Linked DNA regions of Homo sapiens: regions 2, 3, 4, 5, 6 and 7 are each linked to region 1. A link is a loop called in an ENCODE intact Hi-C map of the cell type or tissue named here. Cell type or tissue: HCT116. All regions are shown on one strand.

Region 1 (4,000 bases):
TGGCAGAATCCTGGGACACATTTCTGGGAATGCTGTTCTCTCTTTCCCAGTGCCTCGTCATGGACATGCCTTTCTGTGGGACGTTCTTACCTGTCCAGGCCTCCATTCACTGCAGGAGGGGAGGGGAGGACAAAAGGAGAATAGCAGCCCCAGGGTGTGTGCCTCTGTCCTGGGCAAGAGGGAGTGTCCATGCCCTTGCTACTTGGCATTCTCCCAAAGGCTGGCTGTTTCTGTGAGCACATTCCCAGCCTGCCAGCCTCTTTTTTTCCCTACAGGTGTATGGGATTCCTAAGGGGAATTGGACATAGCCTTTTATGCCCCATTCTTATGTGGCAGGAACTTTCCTTCCGTCCCTGTGACTCTTCTCAGGGCTCCTTTGACTGCTTTGGGAAACTCTGGGTTTACTCTTCAAATCCTGGATGGGGAAGCCAGAGGGCTGGAAAGCAGGCTGGCCCTGGTGATGGCCAGCTCTGCATCACTTGGCCATCTCACCCACAGTTTGGAGTGGAAAGAGGTCCAGTCACCTGACTGTGGGTTCTGGGGAGTCAGAGCCAGGGCAGGTCCGTGTTCTGCTAGGGGCTGGGAGAAGGCCTGCATCATACACAGTTAGTGGGCAGTACATGAAGGCAGTGAGGAGGTGTGGTATGCCCGCTGCCTTTCACAACTGCAGAAATGGTCACTGATTTCTTTCATCCTCCTCAGTGGCCTTGAAGCCCCTGGACAGAGCAATGCATCGGTGCTGGCTCTCAGAGATTTGTGCCAGCAGCAGGATGGGTTTTCTCTCCTGATTCCGTTTCTCCCTGGTTGGTTATTAGCACACCTTTTTCCTCCTGATTGAGAACAGCTCAAGTGGGAACTGCTACAGCTAGGGGCAGCATCTCTGGTGGCATGCTGGTGGCAGGGGGAAACCAGATGGGGAGGAAGAGCCAGTCAGGAGACATGTGGCTAATCACCTGTGGACCCAGGAGGATTCAGCTACTCAGTTCCTAGCCTCTCCAATTATGGATTCCCTATCCTGTTCTTTTCACAGTTCATACTTTTTTCTTTAAAGTAAAAAGTAACATGCATCACCATCTGTGAAAAGAAGGGGAAAAATAAAACTGAAAAAAGAAGGTAACATGCGACATTAAACATCCTTCTCCTAAAAGTATATCTCGCTATCTGCCCGTTCATCCATCCATCATTAACAGTGGCTGACATGTGAATGTTTACCAAGTGCCAGGCACTGTGCTCTGAGGTTTGCAGAGGAAGTCCCTATAGCCATTCTGTAAGAGATGCCACTGTTGTCCCTGTTTTTAAGGTGAGAACATAAGATACATGGAGGTTAAGGAATTTGCCTAAGGTCACAAATTAGGAAGTGGCAAAGCCAACCAGGAACCCCGGCAGCCGGGCACCAGAGCCCAAGCTCTGAACCGCTACTGGGCCATCTGCTTCTCTGCTTGTCAGTGGCATGGAGAGATGGCTGCAGGGACTTGCCCCGTATACTAATGCTGGTAGTTCAGAGTGGCTGCATTTGGGGTGACTTTTGACTTTAGTCTTTAAATTCTTCAGTCATGTTTCAATTTTTTTTTTTTTTTTTTTTGAGACAGAGTCTGGCTCTGTCGCCCAGGCTGGAGTGCAGTGGCTCAATCTCAGCTCACTGCAACCTCCGCCTCCTGGGTTCAAGCGATTCTCCTGCCTCAGCCTCCTGAGTAGCTGGGACTACATGTGCGCGCCACAACGCCTGGCTAATTTTTTGTATTTTAGTAGAGACGGGGTTTCACCATTTTGGCCAGGATGGTCTCGATCTCCTGACCTTGTGATCCGCCCACCTTGGCCTCCCAAAGTGCTGGGATTACAGGCATGAGCCACTGCACCCGGCCTAAATTTGTAAATGATGGGCATGTATCATTTTTATAATAGCTAAATAAAAAAACCAGTTGCAGAGAATCCCCAAAGCATATGATTTGGGGAATGGTAAACAGAGAGCAGGACGCTTTTTTTTTTTGGTGGTGGGTGGTGGGGGCAGACAAAGGAACTCTGATTTTGACCATCATCTCGTGGTGCTCTTGGGAGGCTCATCATTGGTTGGGTCCTCCCCCATTGCCTTGTTGTCTCTCTGCCACAAGATGGCAATCACAGCACAAGGATGGATGGGCTTGCAGCCTCCAGGAAGGAACACTAAGCGTCTGTCTTCCAGCTACAGAGAAGTCTCCCTAATGCATAGTTGGGGGAAGGGGCTTTTAGAGAGGGATTGAAAAGCTGACATCCCCTGCTGACCCAAACTCCAGGCAGTCCGGCAGTCATAGTCAGACGCTTCCATTTGCAGTAACCCATAGCTCTTCCCAGAACAGAGCTACATTGTGCATTTTGCTTTCTGATGAAAGAGACATAGAGACAAAATGACACAGAGGTTTCCGGGCATAGAATGAGGCCAGTGAGCCTGGAGAATGGGTTATTTGTAATCTGTGGGGTTATTTATTCTGTGATGTGTATAGATTCTTTTTGTTCCTTGAGTAGAAATTGGTGCTGGTCTTCTAGATGCAGAGGCTACAAAACAAATCCCAGGGTAGGCAGCCAGTGGCTTTCTCTGGGGTCTTCCCAGGTGGATATCTGGGTAGGGCAGCTTCCACTGAGGCTCAGCTTTTGGGATGATTCCTAGGAGGAAGACTATCAGGAGAAAGACTGGGGGCTTGGTTCCTGTGGATAGGTGCATACACGAATGGAGAGGAAACTTTGAGTGGGGACCATGGCATTTCTACCACCTGAGATGCCCAGCTGGGCATACCTGGATTGGACTCAGGCAGGGGAAGTGAAGGCAGGACTCCTGTATTAGTTAACACTAGTGGCTATAACAGATAAAACTTAAAATCTCAGTGGCTTACCACAATAGAAGTTCATTTCCTGCTTGTGTAATGTTCAAAATGGCTGATCCCTGATCAGCTAGTGGGTAATTCTTCCTCAAATGGTGATAGAAGCACCCAACCTCCTTCCAACTTGGGACTCTTCCATTTTCAACACGTGGCTTCTACAGATTCTTACAAGAAGTAGAAAGAACATGGAGGAGCACACACGGGAGGCATTCCAGCCAGGCCCAGTGGGGATGGAAACATCACTTCCGCCTTCATTCCATTGGCCAGAAATGAGTCATGTGGCCATCCCTAACTACAAAAGAGGCTGGGAAATGTAGTCTAGCCTGTGCCCGGGAGAATGAGGAAGTAGGTTTTGTGTATAACCAGCCAATTTCTGTCCCAGACTCATTCTTTATATGGATGATAGAGTTTATCCCAAATAAATAATCAGGTTTGCACACACAGATATTCATGCACAAAGATGTTCATTGCTCTGTTATTATAAAAGTAAATGTTTAGAATCAATGTAAATGTTTATCTATAACGTGTTAAAGAACTTATAGTCTATTCACACAAAAGTGTCACACAGAAGTGTTGGAGGCAGACCCCAAAATCATGTGGTAGAAGAACATGTTGGCCCTTCAGACATCACAGTGCTTTGTTAAGTAGCAATCCCAGGAAGCCTCGGGGTTCACGTGAGGCACAAATAAATTCAAATAGGCAATACCTATTTTCATTTAAATGTTCTACGACTTAGAGTCATACACAAAATATTTACTTTAAATATAACCCTTTAAAATATTCTCTCTGTATTTCTAAGAACATATTTCCTCGAAAGCAAAATGTACAATTGAATTATATTGCAGACTTTGTAGGAGACTATTTAATTCACTTTTTATCTCCCTGGTTCAGTCTCTGACTCCCACCTTGAACCACAGCATCACAGGGCAGAGACTGTGTCAGGCTTGTTTACTGCTCCGCACACAGTGAGGCGCCTATAGCAGACATTTGGTAAATATTTATTGACTAAAGTTGAGTTGAATGGGATGATGTCAAATGAAAAAACAGCTGGAGTAAAAACAAGGGAAAACCATGAATGTATGGTATGATGCCAGCTATGTAAATAGAAGTTCATATATGCATATGAAAAGACTGCAAGAGAGCATTTC
Region 2 (4,000 bases), 170 kb after region 1:
ACTTGTTTATATTTCTCGCAGGGACTCTTAGAGGGATTAAAGTGAGTTTGGCAACACTGCTTGAGACCCTGCCCTATTGTAGGTGCTGTGCTAGGGGCCCAGGATACAGACACCAAGGAAGCAGCACAGAGCCTTTCTGTAAGTGCTTGCAGGCTGGTGGGAGAGATGGGCAGGAGCATAGGGAGAGAGACTGTTTTTGCCAGTTCAGGCTGCTGCAGCAAAGCACCATAGACTGGGTGGCTTATAAAAAACAGAAATTTACTTCTTACAGCTCTGGAGGCTGGAAGTCCAAGATCAGGGTGCCAGCATGGTGTAATTCTGATGAGCTTCCTCTTCTAGGTTGCACATGGCTGCCTTCTCATTGTATTTTCACATGGGGTGGGGTAGACATGAGGGAGAGGGAGAGAGGGTCGGGGAGAGGGGGAGAGAGAAAGAAAGCTCTTATGAGGGCACTAATCCTGTTCATGAGGGCTCCACTCTCATGACCTAATCACCTCTTGATACAGTTTAGCTGTGTCCCCACCCAAATCTCATCTTGAATTGTAGCTCCCGTAATCCCCACGTGCCATGGGAGGGACCTGGTGGGAGATAATTGAAATATGGGGGTGGGTCTTTCCCATGCTGTTCTTGTGACAGTGAATAAGTCTCATGAGATCTGCTGGTTTTATAAAGGGGAGTTCCCCTGCACATGTTCTCTGGCCTGCTGCCATGATTGTGAGGCCTCCCCAGCCATGTGGAACTGTGAGTCCATTAAACCTCTTCCTTTATAAATTACCCAGTCTCAGGTATGTCTTTATTAGCAGTGTGAGAACAGACTAATACACCTCCCAAGTCCCCACCTCCTAGTACTTTTACATGGAAAGTTAGAATGTCCACATATGAATTTGTTGTGGTTAGGTACACAAACGTTCAGTTCCTAACAGATGCCCCCACTCCCCTGGTCTCAAAGGTATGAGCCTGGGATGATTGATACTGCTCTCTCTTTGACGACCAGGTGGGTCCTTAATTATCTGTTGGGAGGCATTGCTGCAGGTCTAAGTCGCTGCAGGCTGCTGAGGGTAGAGGGAATGAAATGGAGAAGTAAAGCCTGGACTGAGGTGAGGTGAGTAAGGCACTTGTCTCAGGCCCAAACTTAAAGGGGTGCCCAAGAACTCAGTAATTATATTGTAATGCAGTGGAAAAACAGTTGAAATGCAAATATGAATACAACATATCACAACGAACAAAACATCAACATTTCAAATGAATAAAGGGTCAAGAACAGTGTCATGCCAAGCCATCTTTAAGCCTGAGGCAAAAGGACAATTCAGTAACACTGATCCTATTTTTATTTCAAGTTATGATGTTTTGTTCATCTCGGGATTCTTTGCATTCATTTTGATTTTTAAAAAATGTTGCATTAAAATATTCTTTATCTTGATTGTGAAGTTTTTTGGCACCCCTTTAAAATTGTGCCCAAGGCAAGTCCCAGCCCTGTGAAGAAGAGAGATGGTGTTGTCTCTAGGGTGGCCCCGTGGACCCACTCTGAGCCTTCTGGAATCAGAGAGCTGTCAGTTTGTGGGAAAGGGACTGTTTGCACTAGGATCTCATGGGATTTGGGAAGCAGAGTGGCATCAGGCCTGGTGACAACCTAAGACAGAGCCTTGGGCAAGGGGCATTCTCCTCGTCTCTGAAAGAACCTGGGGTGACTCCGTGCGGTAGGAATTGAAGGGAACACAACATTATGCGGGCCCCAGAGGGTTTGATGGCTGTAGGGTGCCGCCTCCTGGAAGCACGTCCCTTGCACAGTGTGTGCAGTTTGTCTTTGTAGTCCTAGTTCTTAAAACACAGTAGGCACTCTGTGTCCATTGATGAAAGCATGAATGCAATTGGTGACTTGTGCCATCTTGTGGTTAGACTTCCTGGAACCCCAGAAGGAGATGAAAAGATCTAACTGCAAAAATGTTGTATTTCCTGGCCCCTAGAGAACCAAGAATACTTCCCTACTTGAAAAATTGTGATTAAAATACACATAACATTAACCATTTTAACCATTTTTTAAACATTCAGTGGCATTAAGGACATTCACATTGTTGTGCAACTATCACCACCATCCAACTCCAAAAATTTTTCATCTCCATGAACAGAAGCTCCGTAAACAATAACTTCTTATTTCCTCTCCTCCCAGCCCTTGGTAAAGCACTATTCTATTTCCTATCAATCTGATTACTCTAGATAACTCATATAAGTAAAATAATATAATTTCTTTTTTGTAACAAGCTCACATTACTTAGCATAATATCTTAGGTCAATCCATGTTATAGCATACGACAGGATTTCCTTTTTTTTTTTTTTTTTTTTTTTTTTTGAGCTGTAGTCTTGCTCTGTCACCCAGGCTGGAGTGCAGTGGTGCCATCTCTGTGCACCGCAACTTCTACCTCCAGGGTTCAAGTTATTCTTTTGCCTCAGCCTCCTGAGTAGCTGGGATTACAGGCATACGCCACAACACCTGGCTAATTTTTGTATTTTTGGTAGAGATGGGGTTTCATCATGTTGGCCAGGCTGGTCTCAAACTCCTGACCTCAAGTGATCCTCTTGCCTCGGCCTCTCAAAGTGTTGGGAGTACAGGCGTGAGCCCCCATGCCTGGCCAGGGTTTCCTTCCTTTTGAATGTTGCATTGTACATATATAACTACATTTTGTTTATCCATTTGTCCATCAACAGAAACTGGGTTGTGTTCATCCTTTGGCTGTTGTGAGTAATGCTACAAAGAACACATTCTCCTGCCTCTTACTCTAGGAGAGATACAAAGGAGAGGGCCCTGAAGGGCAGTTCCCATTTTGATTCTATTTTACCCTCCATTGTGGGCTCGGCCTCCTGGACAGAGTCAGTGACGTCACTCTAGACCCTCTGAAGACTCATTGTTTTCTTGGCACTGGGTTTGATGTTGCAGATCCAAAATCAACTCAGATGTGCCCTTCCCCTCAAATAGCTCAGTTTAGCATGGGAGGAGGGGGTTCAGGGAGACTGTTGGAGCCGATACATCAGCAAATGATTCTATTTGGGTGTAGGTTTGGTCAGGGAAGCAATTGCTTCTCTTTAATATTTAGATCTTAGTGTAAGCGGGGAACTCCTGCAAGAGGAGAAGATTTTGCGAAAGTGGGTATGATAAGAAATGTGGACTTGATGGAAATTTTGAAGTCTTGATCAATATCCCCTTTTGAATGTACAGACTATTCAAGTTAGGTGGGTACTTTCAATTCTGAGACTAGATAATTCTTGTGTGACCACTGAGCACTTGCTGTTGGGGGGTTTCTGAGCCTGAGCCAGGGAGACAAAGGGGCTGCTGAGGAGGGAACTCCATGCATTACACCCCGTTCTCACTCATAAACACACACACCTGTGTCCTGAACAGAGTCAGGCTTCAGAAAGTCTTTGAAACCAAGAGTCCATTGGGCTGATTTCACAGGAATGCTTCATGGCTGAGAGAGAACCATCCAGCCTATTAAGAGTCATATACCCTCTTTAATGTGGATGATAAAACTTTAATTAAAGTGGTGATTAGAAACAGAATAATAATGACCACTAATAAAGTAGTTTATAGAAATCGACAGCTTTACAAAGAGCAGTTGCTGGTGGCTTGCTGTAGGCAGCCCTGGAGCATGGGCTCTGGGCAGGGCAAAAGGATTAGGGGAAGGGTTTACTGGAATAGAGAGATAACATAAAAGGCAATTTATAATGTGTGACTTCGAGCAATGAGCTAGAGAAAAATGGAAAGCTGTGATGTGGATGGAATTCATTGTACCTTTGCATTATGAATGAACTTTACAAGATTGCAGGCTACAGCCAGGATTTGGTTACTTGTGTACAAATGAGCATTATCTACATTGTTTTTCTTCTGTGTTGTGGTCTGTGTATCTTAGGATGAAGAGGCAGGACAAATGAAACCATGTCTGAGAAAGCCTTTAGCAATTGATGCCTCATTAACAGTAATAATAAAGGCCAAAGTAGTAGTAATAGC
Region 3 (4,000 bases), 390 kb after region 1:
AACATAAAAATCAAAACCCAAGAAAAGCCCAATGTCATGATTATCAAGTAGCTCACAGCACCAGCTAGGATTTTACCTTAGGGGTGAGAAGATTTATATTGCAATAATCAATATCTCAGAAATATGTGGCTCACTTTCTGCAACTGACATTCCATTTCATGGCTTCAAAGCAATGGTTACATCAGCCAGTTTGCGTCTTTAATATAGTGAAATGCCTACTGAGGGAAGTCGGTGGAGCATGTGCTGTGGGGGTGGGGAGTCTTTATTGCCATCTAATGACCCTAAAATCAGCTCTCTGGTTATCCAGCACGGGAAAGCAAATGGAACCTTCCATCTCATCCATGACAAAAGTATTGAGTGGTTCTGAAGTTATTTGTACAATTGATCCAGCTAATATCAGGAAAGCATGTTCACCAGATGAATTAGAGACAATTAAATGCAATTCTGTGCTCCTGTTTTCTATACACAGAAGACAATCATAAACCCAGAGGGTCCAAATGAAATCATCTGACCCATTTTAACACCCTTTCCGTCCCACATTCACCATTCTAGTCCACTGAAAAGCCTCTCAGATTTCCACTCGATGAGGTGATTTCATGGTGCATTTCTGCTATGCAATCCCCCTACCTCTTTTACTGTCAATGAACTTAAATGCTCACAGCAAAACTTATTTTCATGAGTTCCTTTCAGTTGCTTATATACACACACACACTTAGCAGAGTAACCTTTCCTTCTTCTCCTTCTTCACCTCTGACATACACTCATTCAACAATTTAAAGAAATTCCACCTCCTAAAAACCCTCTGTAATCTGCCCATTCTCTCTGTCTCTGCTAATGTATCTTATTCTATCCCTCATCTTATTCTGACCCCTCCTCTCTGTCCCCCAGACATGGCCCAACTTAAGCCCTTATTTTACCATATTTCCTGAAATATGCCATAGGTTGTGAAATATATCCTGATTTTATGAACCACCATGAAAGTAAAAAAAAAAAAACTCTACAAATAAAATAAAATAAAATAAAATATGCCATTGTTTGTAGGAGGCCTCCTAAAGAGATGTTGAAACATGAAAAAAATGTGCATCTTAAATGGATGATACACAGTATCTCTATGAAACTCTTATCATTGTCTCCTGACTGCTCATGCCAACAATCTTGTAGTGGCACAACAGGCCCTTCACAATCAGGCTCTGAGCTGCATCTCCTTTTCCTAGGCTTGCAAAGCCCCTTCTCATTTGTCAAGACCACCTCCTCAAAGTCCTTTGAAACCCCACAGGCTTGGTGATGATGCTTCCCTGAGTTCCTATGACTTCCTTAACTTAAGCGTAATAACACATAAACATAGCTTTGTAATTATCTGCCCCCATGTCCCACTATGAGAAATCCTTGGAGAAAAGGCTATGTGTCTCCTTCACCTCCATATCCCCAGTCCCTGACACAGGACAGGGCAGGTCCTCCTTGAATTGCTGAATGCAATGGACTGTGTGATACATGTAGCTTCTGAACCTAGTCACTAGAGGGCAGTGTGGAACCATCCCATTGCCCACAACTGCGGTTCCCCAAGAATCTAGGTTGCAGAGGTTGTAGGAAGCTGGCCTATGGCTGAGAGCCTAGGAGGCTACATGACTCCAAGGGCCCAGTACCATTCTGCAGAATCGACCCTGAGGATGCTCCTAGCATCTCCGTATTTCTTGCCAGCCTGCCCACTAGGTGCTTTCAAGTGGCTGCCTCAGCACATTTCTTGATTAAGAACCAAATGCTCTTCCTAGCTCTCCACCTATAGGGATGGGGGCAGAGGCCACAGAGAGGGAAATAAACGTCTCCTTAACATCCCCATTCTCATTTCTAATAAAGGCAGGCTTACTGTGAAGGGCCTGCAATATAACTGCTCCACTTTGAAGAACAACAGGTAGCAGCATCAATATTTGATTTTTAAAAGGTTGTGTGAACAGTTTTAAATATTAAAGATAAAGGCAAAGACTTAGATCATCTTTTTATCTCAGCAGTTGAAGATTTTAAATGAAAAATGGTGCTAATGAGCAGAATAAGACTGTTCACCCATCAAATGGTATCTGGTTGCAATAAAGCAAAATCATTTTGGGGTTGGGGGGAGAAGGGGTGGGAAGCAATATCTGTACCAGAGAAGTTTTCTGTTCATTATCTCTGTAATGAGAGAAAAATAAAGCCACTCTGCTGGAGTAACTTTCTTCTATCTCATCGTGGGCTGTTTAGCTCCCTCAATGAGTGGTCTGGGACAGGCTCCGAGAAACCTCATAAATTAACTATCCAACTTCCTGGCTAATGAGCCCAATATGTCAATTTCTAGTGATCAAAATGATGCAATTCAATACAGCACAGTTCATTTTGTAAGGAAATATACTCTTAATAGAGAGAACTGCAGGGTCACCGTCTTCCCAAGATAATTATGGGCCAGAGAATTAGAGGCGTGGAGCTGTACTTACTGTCTGGAGATATCCCATGGGGTTTGTGTGGCAGATATTGTCTTTCAGGGACAATAAATTCCTTCATTATATTTCCATTACTGCATTAATGCAGCGATCTCCATTTTAGTTGTAACCAAGAAGGCTGGTTATTCCTGAAACTTGGCATTTAATGCTAATGAGAGCTTGCAAGGCAGGCAGCTCCCTGTGTGTGTGTGTGTGTGTGTGTGTGTGTGTGTATGTGTGTGTGCATGCATGTGTTTAGGGGGGGTTGGGTATAGACAATCCAGCAGAAATGTCAAGAACTAGAAGGTACCAGGGAGAGTCTGGAGGGCTGAGATGGCTCTGACCAGACAGACAGATGGATATCTGGAAGAGTCAGGGGTAAGTAGTCTGAGAGCCAAGAGTAAATTACAGCTGAAGAGAGAAGCTGAGATCACTACGAGGTAAGCAGTGCCAAGTGTGAAATCCAGCCTGAGAAAGCAGGTGGTCCTGAAGGTGAAACAAACAGATGCAATTCAAAAACAGGAATGCCGGGCAGCAAAAGGGTTCAGGAATGCTCGGAAGTAAGCAATGGTGCTGTAAACTCATCCTAATTCAGGGTTGCCTACGAGGTATGAGAAAAAACCAGGCACTTGGTGGTGGAGCCAAAGGCAGCCCTAGCCAATGATATCTCTTTAAAAGGCTCCAGCTCAAGGTAGACCCTCTAAGAGCAAGGACTCCATGTTCAGGCTTGCTGGAATTGCTTGATTCTATAATCTGCACCCCAAAATAAGGTACTTATTTGGTTTTAAAGTTAGAAGTGGATGAAAATGAATTCCACAAGTCTCCATGTGAGAGCTGATGAAGCTCCAGCATGCTATCTAACCATGCTGGAAGGCTCTGATCTGGCAGGGAGAACCAGGTGGGAAATACTGGTTTCACTAGCATTTTTCAACTTGATTCCAGTGGAGTGGACAGGCAACATAGTAGGAGAAAGGACAGCTCCTGGGGTCAGGTTCAAGTTCTGGCTCCTTTGCTCTTAGCTTCATGGTGTTGGGCAGGTTGCTTAACTTCTCTGAGCTGTGGTTTCCTTAGCTGACATTTAATTTGCTGGGCAATCTATCTATTTGCAGGGAAGTGGGGAGATAAATGAATATGTCAGTTTGCTTATTTTTGCTTATTTTTATTTCTCCAACACCAAAGATAAGAAAAAATAAGTTATAAACAGAATCAGGATTCTTTCCCTTGAAGCAATTCTTATCTAAAATGGACTTTAGTCAGGAAAGTAAGGTTGCTGTTAACTCAAGTAACTTGGGAAAATAATTGTGAAAAGAAAAATTTTCCATGAATCAGAGAGCTCAAAATTATAATATGTTAATTAGGAAGTGTTTACTTAAGGTGAGAAGTGGATTGTGCTAAGTTCAACATCCTGCCAGAGGTCCTCGATAGGCAATGACTGGCAATGCCCGTTAGCTTGCTCCATCCTTGCAATAAAACTCATTGTCCAGAAGTCTTGGGAGGTGCCTTGGTAGAGATCAGTTGCTATTTAAAAAATCTCTAACTGTTGACTTTTACCT
Region 4 (4,000 bases), 360 kb after region 1:
TCCCTGTGATGAGGAAGACTGTTGTGACACTCAATTACAAGATGCTAAATTCTTTGAGTGTACATTATGGATTGCTTATAGTTATTCTTTCTATTAATGGGTGACACTCCTGTTTGTCTGGGATGCTTTTATCCTATTTCAGTTATGTTCATGCTTCTCTTTCAAGATCCGGCTTATGTCAGAAAGCCTTCTCCATCCCCCTAATTTGAGTCGGATGTGTCAACAGCACTTGAGCTTGTGAATTTTGTCAGGCTGATCTGAATAGAACTGTCTATCTTCCCACTGTGGCAGACATCTTTTAGGGTGTCTGCATAACCGACAGTGTCTGCCTTCACCAGATAACTGTTCTCCCCACCATACAGGCAGGTAACCAAGACCTATTTATCTACCTCATCCCACATGGATAGCTGATTGGGTCAGAGAGGACATCAGATCCTCTCGGGGAAAACCAAATTTCTTCTTTGGAGAATGTGGAATTGGGATAAAGAGCCAGACAGCTAGTCAGTACAAGAAGGTCTTGCGCCAAAGGAACATAAACTTGGGAGCTGAAGTGGGACCATTTCTGCCCTCTATATACACAGAAAATAAAAAATAAAAAAAAGACAGCTCATGGGGAGAATTGAGAATAAGGCCGTCATGCAGAGATGGGCAATGGAGTAGGAGTGAGTCCCTGGCTTATAACCTTGTTTCAGTTTTGGCTTCCAGTTCCTTCATTTGTCCAGTTACCCTTGAGTTCTATGACATATCCCAAAGGTATTCTAGTAAATCCCCCTTTTAGTTTAACCCCATTTGAGTGCGTTTCTGTTACTTGCCCCCCAAAGCACTTTACCTAAGATGCCGTCAGGAACTAGAGCCCCCAGAGGACAGTGGCAGGATTTGTTCTTGGGTGCAGCCCTAAGGTAGCACAGTTCCTGGCTTAGTTATATGAATTTTTGTTGAATTTTACTAACTTAATATAGCTTTTCTATGAGATAGCAATAACACTACCTGGTCCTCCCCAAATTGCCACACGCTCCAGGGAATTAGATGAATTAAAGCCAAGGGCTGGCTGGCTCCATTGAAAGCCACGCTTCGCCTCACTGTTGTTCCGTCTCGTTTCCAGTTTGAGAAGGCAGGGAGGCTGGGAAGCTGAAAAGCACTCAGAAGACAGGGAACAGCAGGAGAAAGTGACAAGCGAGACAGGATTTGAAAGGGGCTTGTTTTGAGTGCTTTGGAATCAACTTGTTCTTTAATTAAGGGGGAAATATCACCCTCCAGCTAGTAAAGACACCCCTAAGAAAATTAAAATAATGTAAATCAAGCTAAATGAATACTCCAGAAGCGGCACTAGAGCTTTGTAGGATTGAGTGTTTGGATGCCCCTGAGGTTTTAAAAGCAAAGCTTGCAACTGCTTTTTGGAGCAGAAACATTCTCTCTTTTGTTTGATGGCAAAGGAGGCTAAATGCCGACACCAATAGGATTCACGGAGGAGTTGGAGGTGACAGAATCTTCTTACTGTTTCGGCTCTCTAAAGACCAGAATTGAAACAAAACCTAAGTAGATGATGCTGATAAATTCCTGGGGTTGCTTCCTAGGGGTGTTCAATGCAAAGAAATCATTTAACTTGTAATTAATTCTACAAAGCAAAATGGTTCAAGGGGAACCTAGAGTTTCTAGTAAAATACCTTATTAATCACAGGGGCGTTTTACCTGGGAGGTGCAAAATGACTGAGGTGTGATGGGGTTTGTGTGTGTGAAAGCTACTAGTATGGTAGTGGCAGGAGCAGGAGGTTCAATATTGCGACAAGAAAAGGTCGCAGATCCAAGTGAGCAGAACAATCTGAGCTTTACTTTTTCATCAAATGTCTTAATTTCCCAAGATTTTACCTTAAAGGAGGTATGAGGATGGTTACAAAGTGTGTACTCAATCTTTGGTTGGGGGGGGGGGGTTCCAATGTAACACAAATAATTTATTACACATCAATGTTTCTGACTCTCAAGATAGCATCATGACTCCTTAATCAATGGTTTATACGTGATGGCAAACTTGTGCAAGAAGATTTTACTTCCATAGGCCTCTTGGTGCTGGAAGAGCTACTCTAGTCCTTTCATTTCTGGATGAAGGAAAAGAGATCTAGAGAGATTAAGTGGCTTGCCAAAGGTCACCTAGTCGTAGGGTGAGCATATGATTCATTGTGCAAACTGGAGGACTTTTGAAGGTGAAAGGATGTACTATAATATTACAGTTATACCAGGACTTAACTGGTGTCAGACTGGACTGTTCGGGCAAGGCAGGGCAGGTGATCATCCTATTTAGACAGCTCAGGGCTTTGCTTCAAACTCACAAGGAATGAGGAATATTCTATTTGCGGGTCTTCTTTGCAATAATAAACTGCCATCTGGGGGCAGGGAAGGGCACCACCTGGAGGCCAGGAATGGGAGGGCGATTCCTTGCAGGACCTCAGGCTGATGGGTTTTCTCCACAATTAAGTGTGGTTAGTAGGGGCTTGACTGTCTTCTGCAGGCCTGAGTGAATGTCTTAGTCCATTCATCAGAATATCTGAGATGGGGTAATTTATAAAGAGCAGAAATTTATTTTTCACCGTTCTGGAGGATGGGGAGTCCAAGATCAACACACCAGCAGGCTCAGTTCTCTGGTGGAGGCTGCATCCTCTGGAGGGGAGGAATGCTGTGTCATCCCATGGCGGAAGGCAAAAGGGAAAGAAGGAGGAGGCTTTTTCTCCTGGCAGCCTTACAGCAGGATGCCTTGACACTGATAAGAAAACAGCATTAGAAGGGCCCTTAACCCATCTTCTTAGAATAAGGGTTTCAGGAACCAACTCACAACTGCTCATGTAATTTTTAAGAATTTCACCTTCTGCATGGGTGCTACTCTGGATTCTTGTTAGATATGGATGGAGGATAGAAATGCTGACCCTGTATATATGCAATGTGGAATATTACACAGCCATAAAAAAGAACAGAATCATGTCTTTTGCAGTAACATGGATGCAGCTGGAGGCCATTATCCTAAGTGAATTAATGTAGGAACAGAAAATCAAATACTGCCTGTTCTCACTCATAAGTGGGAGCTAAACGTTGGGTACTCAATGGCACCGACAGACACTGAGGACTACTGGAGGGGCAGGGAGAGAGGGAAGCAAGCGTTGAAGAACTGACTGATGGGTACTATGCTCAGTACCTGGGTGATGGGATCATCTGTATCCCAAACCTCAGCATCGCGAGATATACCCAAGCAACAAACACGAACATGTACCCCCCACCCCGAATCTAAAATAAAAGTTGAAATTATTTGGAAAAAAATGTGAACCACAGATGATGCAGCTTGAAGAAGCATGTCATTGCTAATAAAAACAACCATTTTTGAGCACTCATTCTGTGCAAACAACTATTCTGAGCACTTTTTATACATTGATCCCCTTAATCCATAAAACTACTCTGCAAAGTGAAACTGTTCTGTCTCCTGATTGTGCTGATGGTCATCCAAATCTATATACCTGTTAAACTTCAGAGAACTTTATGCCAAAATAAAAAAGTTAATTCTACTGTATAACTTAAAAAACAAAGTAAAAAAAAAAAGACTATATACTGTATAAGTCCACGGATTGAAATCCAGGAAAGGCAAAACTCTAGTGATTGCAAATCAGTGATTGCCGGGGCTAGGGTAGGAGGGAAGGACTACAGAAGAACACAGAAACTTTTTGGGTTGATGGAAGCGTTCTAGACCATTTTGGTCATGGTTACACAACTATGTATTTGTGAAAAAGCATCATATTGTACAGTTTAAATTCTTAAATTTTTTTTGTATGCAAACCATACCTCAACAAAACTGGGGGAAACCACCCTGTAGAATGGACATCACTCATATTTGTCCCATTAATGAGGAAATTGGGGCACAAGGAGGTTGAATAAATTGCCTAGGGTCACAGCTGATAGAGCCAGGATTCAAACACAGGAATGAATAATTCCATCAATTTTCACTTCCACAATTAACAGCTGC
Region 5 (4,000 bases), 270 kb after region 1:
AGCTCTTCCGACCTCCAGACCAAGGTCATTTTTTCATTCAACGATTATTCACTAGAACCTCTTTGTGCTAGGCACAGTGTTAAGCTCTGGGGACAGAGCAATTAACAAGATAGATGCAGTCCTTGACCTTATTCTAGTTGGAGAGATAGATAACAAATGGCAAAATAAAAATAAGTAGGCTATAATGTCACAGTAATAAGTGCACCTTGACCTGCCTGTACTTACCTACTGATTAATGCTGCTAATTTATTTTCCTTGGCAAAGATGCCCTCTCCTCCATTTCTTCCTCTAGAAATTGCTCGTTCAGCCTTCTCCAATAAGAAAGAGTTACCTTTGCCAAGGGAACTTGAATTTCAGTGTTGCTTTGTCAATTAAATTGTGAACAAATCAATGGAGCCAATCGTTTGGAATGATATAAATACAATCACAATTTGCCTACTCCATTCAAAGCTGCCCTTCCTGGCCTCCTACTCCCTTGATGGGGTAAGGGAACCCCTCCAGGGTTCCATCCACCAAAGTCTCTGAGGAAGATAGCTTCACCAAGCTGGATTTGGAGACCAACCCTAGGAGGAAGGACTTTCTTTCACTTTTCATTTAAATGTTTCTACCTTTCCGTCAAAACACCAAGGAACGAGGACATGCTCGAGAGAGACACAGTGATTGGAATATGGCCAGCCTGGGTCTGCACTATGGCCTGTTTGGGCAGATGCTTCCATAACAAAGCCACAGTGCCCAGGGCACACACGACGTGAGGGACCTTGGGGGTTACATCAGGGGCCAACCCAATAAGTTAACATTGGATATCAGCATTTGTCTCTGACTGCCTCTTAAGTCCCTAAGATGTGTCAGGCACTAAGCCAGGTATAGATGAGTAGGAAATAATTAAGTGAATGCAGAAGGCATGACAGAGACAATGACATAAATCTGCATTGGGCCCAGAGAGAGGCTGTGAGTTCTGTCTGGGGCGAGGGTGCGGGGTACTCAGGAAGGAATGAATCGAGGAGTTGACTTGAACTGCATCTTTAACAGCAGGAGGTGATCAGTTTGTAGCTGGGAATCGGGTAGGGTGTCAAGGCCACTGTAGACAGAGCAATGCTAGAAAAAGAGTCAAGGAAGGAGTGGTGTGTACTTGGGGACAGATGGAGTGTGAGGTGCAGGGCGATGTGGAGATGGAAGGGGAGGGAGGGCTGCTGTGAGAAATGTGGCTGGTGGGGTCAGCACAGACCACACCAGAAGGTCTTCCCAGCACTACTGGGAGTTTGGACTTCATCCGGAGGCAATGCGGAACCACCGAAGGGATTGAAGCCAAGGAGTAGCATGATCACATTTGCACTTAATGAGGCTTGCTCTGATGGTGGTTTGGCCTGAAGATTAACATATTGAATAAGAGAAGGAAGCATTCAGCACATTTTTGTTAAAGGTCAATGTGATTTGTTTAACCAAGCTTGCACGAGGAACACATTGGGTACTCTAGCATGCTGTTATTATTGCATTTTATTTTATTCGGGGCGGTGGGGAGGAGTGAAGGGGGAAGTAGAAAGAGAGGCATTCCAGGCATGACTGGAGTAAAGAAAAGGAACATGTTTTGTTTCTTTGAGACTGTAACCAGCCTTTGTGCTGCAGCTATATTTGTGGAAAAGATTGGGGGCCGAGGTATAGTGTAGGCTAGGAGCAAGAGTCAAAGGTTATGCTCAGGGATTTATCACACACAGCAGGTTTCCAAAACACCGTAGTGCTGATACCCCAGACTCCATCCACTGAGGTCCTGCCAGGAGATCCCTCTTTGTCCACTCCCTCTCCAAGATGCAACAGTCATCAGAGGACATAGGCAGCTTCTGCTCTCCTGACATTTTCACTCCCCACTGTGTTCCTTCTGCAAATCTTGTTAATACTTATACTCTACCTTTTGCCCTTTTTATATCCTCACACAGCAGAACTTGGAAAGACCCAGAGTGGAGAGTGTGAGTTTTAGACTCACATCGCAGTTGGAGTGCTGACTTTGCTGCTCACTCTCCGTGTGTCCTTGGACCCACAGGTAACCCTCTGAGCCTCAGTTTCTACATTTGCAATAAGCAGATGGTTGGAGTACTTTGCTCACGGGGTTGTTTGAGGAATAAACAGGATCATGCTTTTCAAGCACCTAGCATAAGGTGTGGTCCAGGTTTGTCACATCCTCCTACCCTGCCCTGGAATAACTACTGCTCCTCTCCTCAAGGACTCCCTGGCTTCCCCAGCTGGGCCAGTGCCCTCCTTTTTTGCTGTATTTACTGAATTAGCTTGTCAATCATTATTTGCCTATTTGACTGTCCCTGCTAAGCTGTGAGCCTTCAGGGGAAGGGTTTGCATCTTGTATCTCTAAGCCCCCAAATGCCAGCATGAGTCCACCACATACTGGGTGTTTAGTAAACACTGCTCGAATGAACAAATGAAATGGTTTCTGCTCAGCAGCTCTACCTGCTGGCAGTGTTGGGCAAAAGCAAGGGAGGAAGAGACGACATCATTTATCAGATGAGGGGAAGCATCTCTGAGGCTCCAGTCAGCATCCTTAGCTTAAATACATGCTGCCTACCATCTCCCCCCTATGTCTCACACCCTAAGACATCAGGGTGAGATTGCCTGCCCTGTTTCCATCTCCATATGCTATTACCATGTTTCCATACCAAAGACTCCTCTACCTTCATATTTACATTGCTGAGTCAGTGCGCATTTAACGTGTAATGTTTGTTTTCATGACTCATCATGCTGCCTCAGAGGCTGCCATTAAATCAGTGTCTATCTTTTAGGTATTGGGATTTGAAAGCCACTGGCTAACTTTCTGCATCTTCTTTTCTCTCTGTTGAAGCTTGCTTTGTATGTTTGATAGGACAGAAGCAGAGGGACCCAAGAAAAGAACATGAGTAAAACAGAAGTTTTCAGCCCTAATGTCAAGGCACACTGGGGTGTTTTCAGGGCTAACTAGGCCAGGAACTAGCTTTTAGTCACAAACTATCTTGTCCTTGCAGCATCCAGCAGAAAACCATTGTTTGGTTCTTGTCAGCGTTATCGTCTGGGCATTATAGACAGAAAGTAGACTGAGGACCAATATACCAGAAGGGAGATTCTCCTCTCTAAACTTCCAAGGCTCTATTCATGAGTAAGGATGGCAAAGATCTAGAGGAGGTCAGAGTTGTTTGTGAACAAAGATGCAAATTTGGGGTGAAGCTCAGAGGCCAGTGGGGGAGTGTTCATGCATGTCTCTGCTTGCTTTAAGGATGTTTATTGGTGGAAGTGAGGACAGATGTTCAAATAAAGTTTCATGAATAGTTTTGCAGAGAGGTTTCTCTACCTATCCCCTCTTTCTCTCTCTCTCTCTCTCAGCTCTCTCTCTCTCTCCTCTCTCTCTCTCTCATATCTCTATCACCTACTTACCTGTCATATGAGAAAATAGCTTATAAAGGGCAAATCCTAGATGTCAAGTCAAGAGTCTTAATTCAAGTCTGAGTTCTAGTGGTAGCTTTGCCAGCAACTCATTCTTCCTTCATGGAAAAGAATGTAACCTCTTACTTGAGGATACCAAACAGTCCTGGAAAATTGCATCTTCAGGTATTAAACATTCTATGGATCCGAAACCATCTTTCAACATAAGCAAGCTTGTTAGCCAAATTTATCTTAGGTAGGTCAAATTTTTATATGAGAGTGTTGTAATTTTGTATGTGTTGGCTGTATCTTTATAGTAAAGGAGGACCCCTTGGATCTTGAATAATCAATAAGTGTAGAATATATGTGTGTATTTTATCACCCAATTTTATTATTTCAAATGACTGCAGAAGTTGACAGCTGAACCTTTGGTTTTTTGACATGTTCTTGATGAACCTGTGATTTATCTTATACTGAGTTCTTAGTCGTGGTTACAACTCCCAAGCTGACTTTTTCTTTTTGTAGGAGACGTACACTATGATAAAATGCCTAGGACCACTTGGGGGAGTCGGGGGAAACTTTCCCTCAGTCTGAACTTTTTTTT
Region 6 (4,000 bases), 740 kb after region 1:
TTGTGGGCCCTGGGTGCCTCTCGCTAGTCTTGGCCCTGCTAGGGCTTTCCGTCGATTCATCATTTGCTGCACGGATGACAACCATTTCTTTTCTCCCAGTAGGTTAGATAAAGCTTAGATTAATTAACAGTAGAGCTTAGGCAACTTTTCTTGCTGGAGTACTTACAAAAAAATAAGGGGTTCCTGAGAGCCACCCAGACTGATGAAAGATCAGCCTAGCTGCACTTTAGACTCACCTGAAGTCTAGACGCTCAGCTTCCAGGGATTCTGGTTCCATTAGGCTGGGGTAGGGCAACATGGGTAATTTTAAAAAGCTTCTCAGGTGATTTGTAAGATGATTAGGGTCCAATCACTGGCCCGGGCTCAGGGAATCTGTATTCAAGCTCCCAGATGATTCCTACATGCATTAAAGCTTCAAAACCCACTGGCTTCCTATTAAACTCTCCAGCTCTGAAATCAGACCCAGGTTCAAATCCTCATGTTTTTTTGTTTTTTTTTTTTGAAATGGAGTCTTGGCTCTGTCGCCCAGGCTGGAGTGCAGTGGCACAATCTCGGCTCAGTGCAAGCTCCGCCTCCCGGGTTCACACAATTGTCCTGCCTCAGCTTCCCGAATAGCTGGGACTACAGGCGCCTGCCACCACACCCGGCTAATTTTTTGTATTTTTTAGTAGAGAGGGGGTTTCACCGTGTTAGCCAGGATGGTCTCAATCTCCTGACCTCGTGATCTGCCCGCCCTGGCCTCCCAAAGTGCGTGAGCCACCACACCTGGCCTCAAATCCTTATTCTTGCACTCACTACCATATTACTTTGAGCAAGGTTCTTACCCGCTTCTTCACCTACAAAATGACAATAATAACAGTACCTTCCACAGAAGTGTTCATGGGGATTAAGTAAGATGGAAATAAGTTAGCATACTGTATGACATACAGCAAGTCCCACTAAGTGATACCTTATTAACATGCTAAAGCATTTATTGAGCCCTTCCTTATTGTGGATTAGCATTTTATGTGTGTGTGTATATGAGACATAGTGACTCATCTCCAGGCCTGTGACTTTGGGCTACTTAACACCTTTGTGCATCAGGAGATTATAAACAGCATAAAAGAAGTAAGTCATGAGGATTCAATGAAATATTGCATGAAAAGTGTTTAGTAGAGCCCTAGTACATAGTAAATGCTCAGTAAATGCCAGCTGTTATAATTGCACATAATAGTCAATTTTCAATAAAAGTTGATAATTCTGGAGTATTCTTAATACATTTCCTGTCCAAGAAAATACCCAGCTTGGCTCCTAAGTAAAGCCAAAGATCTTTCTTGTGCTTATTTCTTAGATTTTGCTATAGGGGCTGGCCCGCATCACGGGTTTAAGGAAAGTTTTCTAAATGCACAAACGAATGGATTACTAGGGAATTTCCACTTGCCTTCACCCTCCACACTGATTTTGCCTGTGACTCAAGATCGTGAAAGTCTTCCTGACCACGGGGCCATTCATTCCGTTTCCAAATGCTGCAACCCGCCCATGGCTCTAATCAAGAGCAGAACTGATTTATGCTGGAAGTGGAGTGAGCCAGGGAGGTGGAATCCTCCACCGCTGATTTGTTTATTGCTGAGTCCTTGAAAATTGAATAGGGAGGAAAAGGGAGGTGTGAGAAATGAGTTAAGAGCTACTCCCCATCACATTTGATAAGAGGTTCTTTCACTCTGGAAGAGTATAGCTTTTCGTTGTTGTTAATATGAAAATGCTATAAGTGCTACAAAAACACATGTCAAGTTCCATGCCTGTCTTCCACCTGATGGCCACCAAGAGCCCTGACAATGATGGAATAGCAAGCTGCCTGGATTTCTAGGGCTTAATTAAGGAACTGTAACAGGCTATGCTACAACTCTGTAATACTCCTTGGTAAATGACTACAGTAGATAAAGAAAAATTGGTTTCCTCCATTTAGCAGATATTGATTACAGGGTTTGTTTTAAAACATTTAGACTAACTTGGTTCTTTGTTTTATTTATTCACTTCCATGCATTAATTGAAAGCCCACGGCTCAGATTGTATTAACTTGATCGCCCTCTACTGGCCACATGCTGGAGTACATGCCTGTTTTTGACCTATCCTACAAAAACTACAGCTATTTTTAGAAAGTATTGGCCTTTTCAAGTCAAACATACTTTTTCAAGGTCAATTATGAGTACGGTGGGGAGACTCCTGTATATAAAACCCCAAATTGTCTACTCTGTTTTTGAATATTCTGCTTCCTGAAAGATCTTTCGATTCCATATATTTGATAATTTAAGAAGAACCATGACCAGGAGCCAGAAGATCTGAGTTCACATGGGCCTACCCTCTCATCTATGAAAGGAGAAGGTTGAGGTAGGACAGGCACAAGGCCCCTTTTTAATCTCTCAAGCTGGGGCGGTAGGGACTGCACCCCATGTTAGAAGCCAGGTGCCCTGCGATCGAGTCCTAATTTGAGATTTAGTTCTGATTCCCTTTTACTCTTGCTATAAAGTGAATAAGGAGGGTATGAAATCTCCAGGGTTCCTTTGAATTCCAATATGTTAGGACTCAATTCATACTAACCTCGAGCACATATAAGTGACAGGGAGGAATTTTCGGAAAGATAATTCCTCTTAAAACCCCTTTAAAAGGTTATTTTTTCTTTTTTCCTATGACAATTTTCTAGAAAACATAGGATTTATTCCTCACAAAGCTCCCCATACTTGTAGCTGAAACTATTGTCTCCACATGAACAGTTTGAATAAACTGTAACATTTTTATTATCTAGAACATAGGAGAGAAAAAAATCCAACACCAGATTCTAGATGGAGATTTATTGCAGATTCTTATAATTTGGGGGGGAAAATAAAATGATGAGGCCCTTCAAGTCCAAGGGAGAAAAGCTGGCTCTGAGTCCCTAAGCAGAAACATTTTTTAAAAGCTGCTCTACTTCCCTCCACAAAGCAGATCTGCAATGTGATCGGCAACCTTTTGCTTCCATCATTTTGGTGGATTACCCAGTCCCTAGACACAGTTCAAAGAAGACATTTGCTCAGGTAGGGTGAGCACAGTGTAATCCTCCATCCTTGCAACAAACATTAAGAGCATTTAAGAAAGTCAGAGCAAGGCAATGCTGGAAGAACTTCTTTTCTACTATGAGAAAAAGCAGAAAATGCCACATACAACAATGTAAAATTGATTGACTTAGCAATAATCTGGCCTAGGGAAAATTTACCAAGTTTCAAGAAAGGAATTTGTTTTTAAAAATAAAACGTCCTTGCATTTAATTAGCCACGCACTTATTCTATTATAAGAATAAGCCAGGCACTATTCTATCAGGCACTTTGAAATGAATAATTGTATTTGCTTTTTAAAAATCAATATTAGGTGTATATATATATTTTTAATATATTTTTATATATATATTTTTTATATATATATATATATATATATATATATATAATATGTATATGATGGAATACTACCCAGCCATAAAAGGAATGAATTAACAGCACTTGCAATAACCTGGATGAGACTGGAGACTATTACTCTAAGTGAAGTAACTCAGGAATCAAAAACCAAACATTGTATGTCCTCACTGATATGTGGGAAATAAGCTGTGAGGATGCAAAGACATAAGAATGATGCCATGGGCCAGGCGCAGTGGCTCACGCCTGTAATCCCAGCACTTCGGAAGGCCAAGGCAGGCGAATCACGAGGTCAGGAGTTCGAGACCAGCCTGACCAACATGCTGAAACCCCGTCTCTACTAAAAATACAAAAAAAATTAGCTGGGCGTGGTGGTGTGTGCCTGTAATCCCAGTTACTTAGGATGCTGAGGCAGGAGAATCGCTTGAACCTGGGAGGTGGAGGTTGCAGTGAGCAAAGATTGAGCCATTGCACTCCAGCCTGGGTGACAGGGGGAGACTCCGTCTCAAAAAAAAAAAAAAAAAAAAAAAAAAAAAGAATGATGCAATGAGATTTGAGGACTTCGGGGGAAGAGTGGG
Region 7 (4,000 bases), 90 kb after region 1:
AAACTTACGGATTGCTTTGGAAAAAACAATCTATGTGGAATTGAGTCTTCCTATTTATGAACATGGCATATCTCTGTCTTTAGGTGTTCTTTAGAATTTCCAATAATGTTCTGTAATTTCATTATAAAGTTCTTACACATCTTATTTATTCAGAGGTATATAGAATGCTGCAACAAGGGGTACTTTTTTCCTATTATAATTTCTTACTAATTATTATTGGTATAAAGGAACTCCACTGATTTTAAAATTTTGTTTTTGCAATTGGCAATCCTGATGAATTCTCTTATTCTTATAATTTTTAGATATCTTGAATTTTCTATGTCAGCAATCTGCAAGTCTTTATTTCGAATTCTTATGCATTTTATTTATTTTTATTATGTAAATTCATTGATTAGGGCCTGCTTTACAATGTTGAATAAAAAAGGTGACAGTGAGCAACTAATTCTTGACTTCAATATGCGTACTTCTAAAGTTTTGGTAGCAGCTATAATGTTTGTTGCAGGTTTTTGGTTAAAAAAATCCTTTATCAGGTTAAGAAAGTTTTCTTCTGTTCCTAGATTGTAAAAAAGTTGTAATTTTGAATGTAATGAATTCCATGAGGACATGGGTTTTTATCTCTTTTGTCCCCAGTGGCTAGATTAGTGCCTGTAGGCCATGAGTAAATTATTTATTGAAAGAGCAAATGAATTGATTAATTGGAGCTTATAAAATATTTTACTTTTGACATGCCTATTGATATAATTATATACTTTTCCTTTTTTAAATCATTAATGTGTCTTTTTGCTCATTGACCAATTGCAGCTCATCACATACACATGGGACTCACAACTGGATTTCTCCTTCCCTTGTAGATGTTAAAAAAACTACAAAATTACGGCCATGATTCTTTCATTCATTTATTCATTTGATGCATGTTTATTGAGCATCTACTATGGATCAAGTATTGTGGTAGCTGTTAGAAAGCCAAAGCTAAAGAAGAACCAATCAATTTCATAATTCAGTAATGAATTCATGACATCATATTGTTGGAAGAGATCTTGGATTAGATCTGATCCAACCTTCTTATTTTGCTGAGGAGGAAATGGAAGCTCCACAGGCAGATATGATTAGCTTATGATCTGTCCAATCTGTTTAATTCAGAGGATTCAAGTGACTCTGAGACACGATATGTCAGGAGGGTCTACTCCAGGACAACTATTGAGAAGAAAGAAAGAAGAATCATAAAAATATTAACATCAGTTGTTCATGTATTTTAGGGGAGTAGTATAATTTTCCTTAAGGGAAAAATATTGTTTTATTTAAGAAAGCCTGATAATGGATGTTTGCTTATGAAAAGAGAGACTCAAGGCTAATTCTGGATTTGAGAAGTTGAGACAATGGACTTGAATTTGCTGTAGATAACAAATCAGCAGGACTTTTCAGCTAGCCCTTGTGGATTTGGGGCCTGGAACTCAAAGAAGTGAGAGAATAGGAAAACAGAGCATACGAATATGATGGCAGATCAAGCCTTAAGGACAGAGTCCATAAAGACAGACTATCTGATAAACTTTATCAACACTAATATCTAATATTCAGTTTTGAGCTGTATACCGTTCTGCATGATAATTTTCCTTGGTAATGCCTAAACCTTCCATAAAGTTGTACTGGTGGTGCCATAAAGAATTGACATGAAGGTGTGGACAGACTTAAAGTGACATTAGGTCTTGCTTACACCACGCTCTTCTTGAGGTCAGTCTTGTAGTAGGGCAGCAGCATTGCACCTAAGGAGTTCCAGAGTTCTAGATGGTGACCAATAGCAAAGTAAGTTGGGGAACCCTTGGATCTCATGGTTCAAAACCATGTTATGAGGGAGGGACAGGGCACAGAAAGAAGAGAATCCCCTTTAATCCTAAAATACTAGAGGAAGATTGGTGGTTGTTCACTGTTGTTTGCATATACAGTCTGGTCCCTCATAGGGACTGACCATTTGTGCCAGGTATTGCTACTGCCAAGCTATTGTTTCTTGGATCTAAACCCCCACATCCATACTGTATACTTGGGATCTTGGGGCTGGGACTGTGAACAGTTTTCTTGTTTGCCGGCTGGCCCTGTTAGGCTCTGCCAGTAGGTGGTGCTAGAGAGAGAGAGAGAGACTGCCAGGCTGGAGCTGGGAGAAGGGATGGCTGCCTTCCCGCGGGCTTCCGGTCTGTCTCTGAGCATCACTATAGCGATTCACCCTGGCGGCAGCAGTGCCTCTCTGTAGCAGCCGCTGAATCTACTGTGCAGTTTTTCCAGCACCACAGAACCAGCTGTCTCCTGTATCCCTAGAGACACCGGCACCAACTGGCTGGCATCCCGCCCTCACGGATCTGAGTTTCACCTCCATGGAACACCTCCTGATTCGAGCTTCAACTGTTAATAATTACAATCTCTCTCCTTTATTCCCCCAGCCTTAAGGGATTAGGGGCTCTTCCCTCAGTCGCTACTTCCATGATACCCTAGAATTCTCTTTTGGCATTTCCAGTTACCTAGTGAGCAGTTCTTTACATTCTTTCTTGTTCAAATAACTGGCGTGGTTTCTGTCTCCTGACTGGACCGCACCGGATACACTAGCAATCTCTTTAGGGGAACTTCGGGCTTGATTCTGGCTGTAGCTGGGATCCTCTTGGGCTAGGGCAGGCTGGCCTTCAAGTCTTCCACTCCAGGGTCACTTTGCTGCTTGCCATAGAAATGCCTGGTCAAGCATGCCCACCAAGACTGTCGCCTTCCGTGTATCTCCCTCTCCACTGAGCACGGATACCTTCTGGGTCTTCTCTGTGTCAGGTGCAAGCTGCTAGGGGGGCTTCTGCCCTCTCTTGTCTGGAAATGCTTGCTGCCATCTCTTTATTGTCCTGCCCATGTCTTGTACTATGCATGGCATTGGTAGGACTCTCAATTTCTAATGTTAATCAAGAAAGAGCACAGTAGGGAGCTTGGTGCAGTGGCTCATGCATGTAGTCCCGGTTACTTGGGAAGCTGAGTGGGGAGGATTGCTTGAGTCCAGGAGTTCAAGGCTGCAGTGAGGTATCATCGCACCACTGCGTTCCAACCTGGGCTGGCCTGACTCTTAAGAAAAAGAAATAGCATGTTAGTCCACACATTTACAGATACACCTAAATTTCCAGAGGATTCTCTCATATTTTTCTTTCACTTTCCCTGTTTTTTCCTTGTTACTTGGAGGACCTTGAGCTACTATGCCCTCCCTACATTGCTTTACCTTCCACCATCTCATCTCCTATTTCCAGGCCTTTTTATCTTGCCTTAGGGCAGAGGGAAGAAAAATAAGTTCTCCCAATTCACACATGCCCTCCAGGGATTTTTCTCTCCTGGCCTGTTGTCCACTGTACCTGGCAGTTTGGAACTCACCTTCTTCCACGCCCTCCCCTCCCCGCCTCGCTTTTAAAAGCTTCATTGTAGGAATTTTTCAGAAACATGTAATTTGAGGTCTCATATTGCCGTCTGGCTAAAAGTGAACATGCCATTGATCAATCTGCTTTTATTATATTATGTTCCTAATGGTGGCAAGCAAGACAAGAAGTAGAAAGAAAGATGGTGTAAGCTCAAGAACCCACTAAATCTATCCTATGGCCTGGGTTCACCCAGCCTGCTTTGTGGATTTTGTCTCACTATAACAGAGCTCCCAAGGAGACTGCAGAGTCAGCTCCCTTAAGCACTGTAACTAAAGCCTAACTCTTCCGTTCCACCCAACAATGTCCCCAGCTCATCCTCTTTCCCGAAGTCCCCTTTCTGCCCCAGATGCGAATTGCATTTAACTAATCCTCAAGTGAAATGTCCACACAGAATTCCATTTTAATTAGCATACCATAGTTTTTGTGCAAATTTGCTTTCAGAGGACTCCCATTGCAGCTGCTCAGAGACGCTAATGGCAGGGCCTCTTGATGCTTTCCCGATAGCTTTCAGCTGCAATAGCTCTTAGGCAGAATGCCATGAGCGTCCTGCCCAACTGTATTACTGGGGAACA

Evidence for each region. Hi-C counts contacts between places; a loop is a spot of excess contacts. Peaks named below come from ENCODE experiments on the same cell type or tissue, not always from the same donor. Only the 100,000 strongest peaks of a DNase experiment are listed, where the experiment ranks them.
Region 2: a loop joins it to region 1, with 19 times the contacts of the local background. A loop is called at or near these places in 46 of 110 quality-filtered maps.
Region 3: it touches region 1 in a loop (11-fold over the local background); 10 of 110 quality-filtered maps call a loop at or near these places.
Region 4: a loop joins it to region 1, with 15 times the contacts of the local background. A loop is called at or near these places in 7 of 110 quality-filtered maps.
Region 5: a loop joins it to region 1, with 11 times the contacts of the local background. A loop is called at or near these places in 7 of 110 quality-filtered maps.
Region 6: a loop joins it to region 1, with 9 times the contacts of the local background. A loop is called at or near these places in 26 of 110 quality-filtered maps.
Region 7: it touches region 1 in a loop (6-fold over the local background); 4 of 110 quality-filtered maps call a loop at or near these places.

What each region holds. Positions count from the first base shown.
Region 1 is chr17:51,369,708-51,373,707 of GRCh38, forward strand. No RefSeq gene overlaps it. Among named protein-coding and RNA genes, the nearest start is that of LINC02072, 35 kb to the left of the region's middle. In HCT116, a CTCF peak has its summit at 2,113 (motif pointing right); DNase peaks (open chromatin) are centred at 2,134 and 3,094; H3K4me3 peaks cover 1,603 bases; H3K27ac peaks cover 1,059 bases.
Region 2 is chr17:51,538,549-51,542,548 of GRCh38, forward strand. No RefSeq gene overlaps it. Among named protein-coding and RNA genes, the nearest start is that of LINC02073, 110 kb to the left of the region's middle. In HCT116, a CTCF peak has its summit at 1,808 (motif pointing left); a DNase peak (open chromatin) is centred at 1,863.
Region 3 is chr17:51,763,045-51,767,044 of GRCh38, forward strand. The region is part of intron 3 of CA10 (carbonic anhydrase 10); the gene reads right to left. Among named protein-coding and RNA genes, the nearest start is that of LINC02073, 330 kb to the left of the region's middle. In HCT116, a CTCF peak has its summit at 1,511 (motif pointing right); a DNase peak (open chromatin) is centred at 1,527.
Region 4 is chr17:51,732,263-51,736,262 of GRCh38, forward strand. The region is part of intron 4 of CA10 (carbonic anhydrase 10); the gene reads right to left. Among named protein-coding and RNA genes, the nearest start is that of LINC02073, 300 kb to the left of the region's middle. In HCT116, CTCF peaks have their summits at 845 and 2,396 (motif pointing left); a DNase peak (open chromatin) is centred at 2,399; H3K27me3 peaks cover 245 bases.
Region 5 is chr17:51,637,795-51,641,794 of GRCh38, forward strand. The region is part of intron 6 of CA10 (carbonic anhydrase 10); the gene reads right to left. Among named protein-coding and RNA genes, the nearest start is that of LINC02073, 200 kb to the left of the region's middle. In HCT116, a CTCF peak has its summit at 2,446 (motif pointing left); a DNase peak (open chromatin) is centred at 2,437; H3K27me3 peaks cover 1,509 bases.
Region 6 is chr17:52,104,771-52,108,770 of GRCh38, forward strand. All of the region lies in intron 1 of CA10 (carbonic anhydrase 10), which reads right to left. Among named protein-coding and RNA genes, the nearest start is that of CA10, 52 kb to the right of the region's middle. In HCT116, a CTCF peak has its summit at 2,074 (motif pointing left); a DNase peak (open chromatin) is centred at 2,101.
Region 7 is chr17:51,459,611-51,463,610 of GRCh38, forward strand. No RefSeq gene overlaps it. Among named protein-coding and RNA genes, the nearest start is that of LINC02073, 26 kb to the left of the region's middle. In HCT116, a CTCF peak has its summit at 2,090 (motif pointing right); a DNase peak (open chromatin) is centred at 2,141.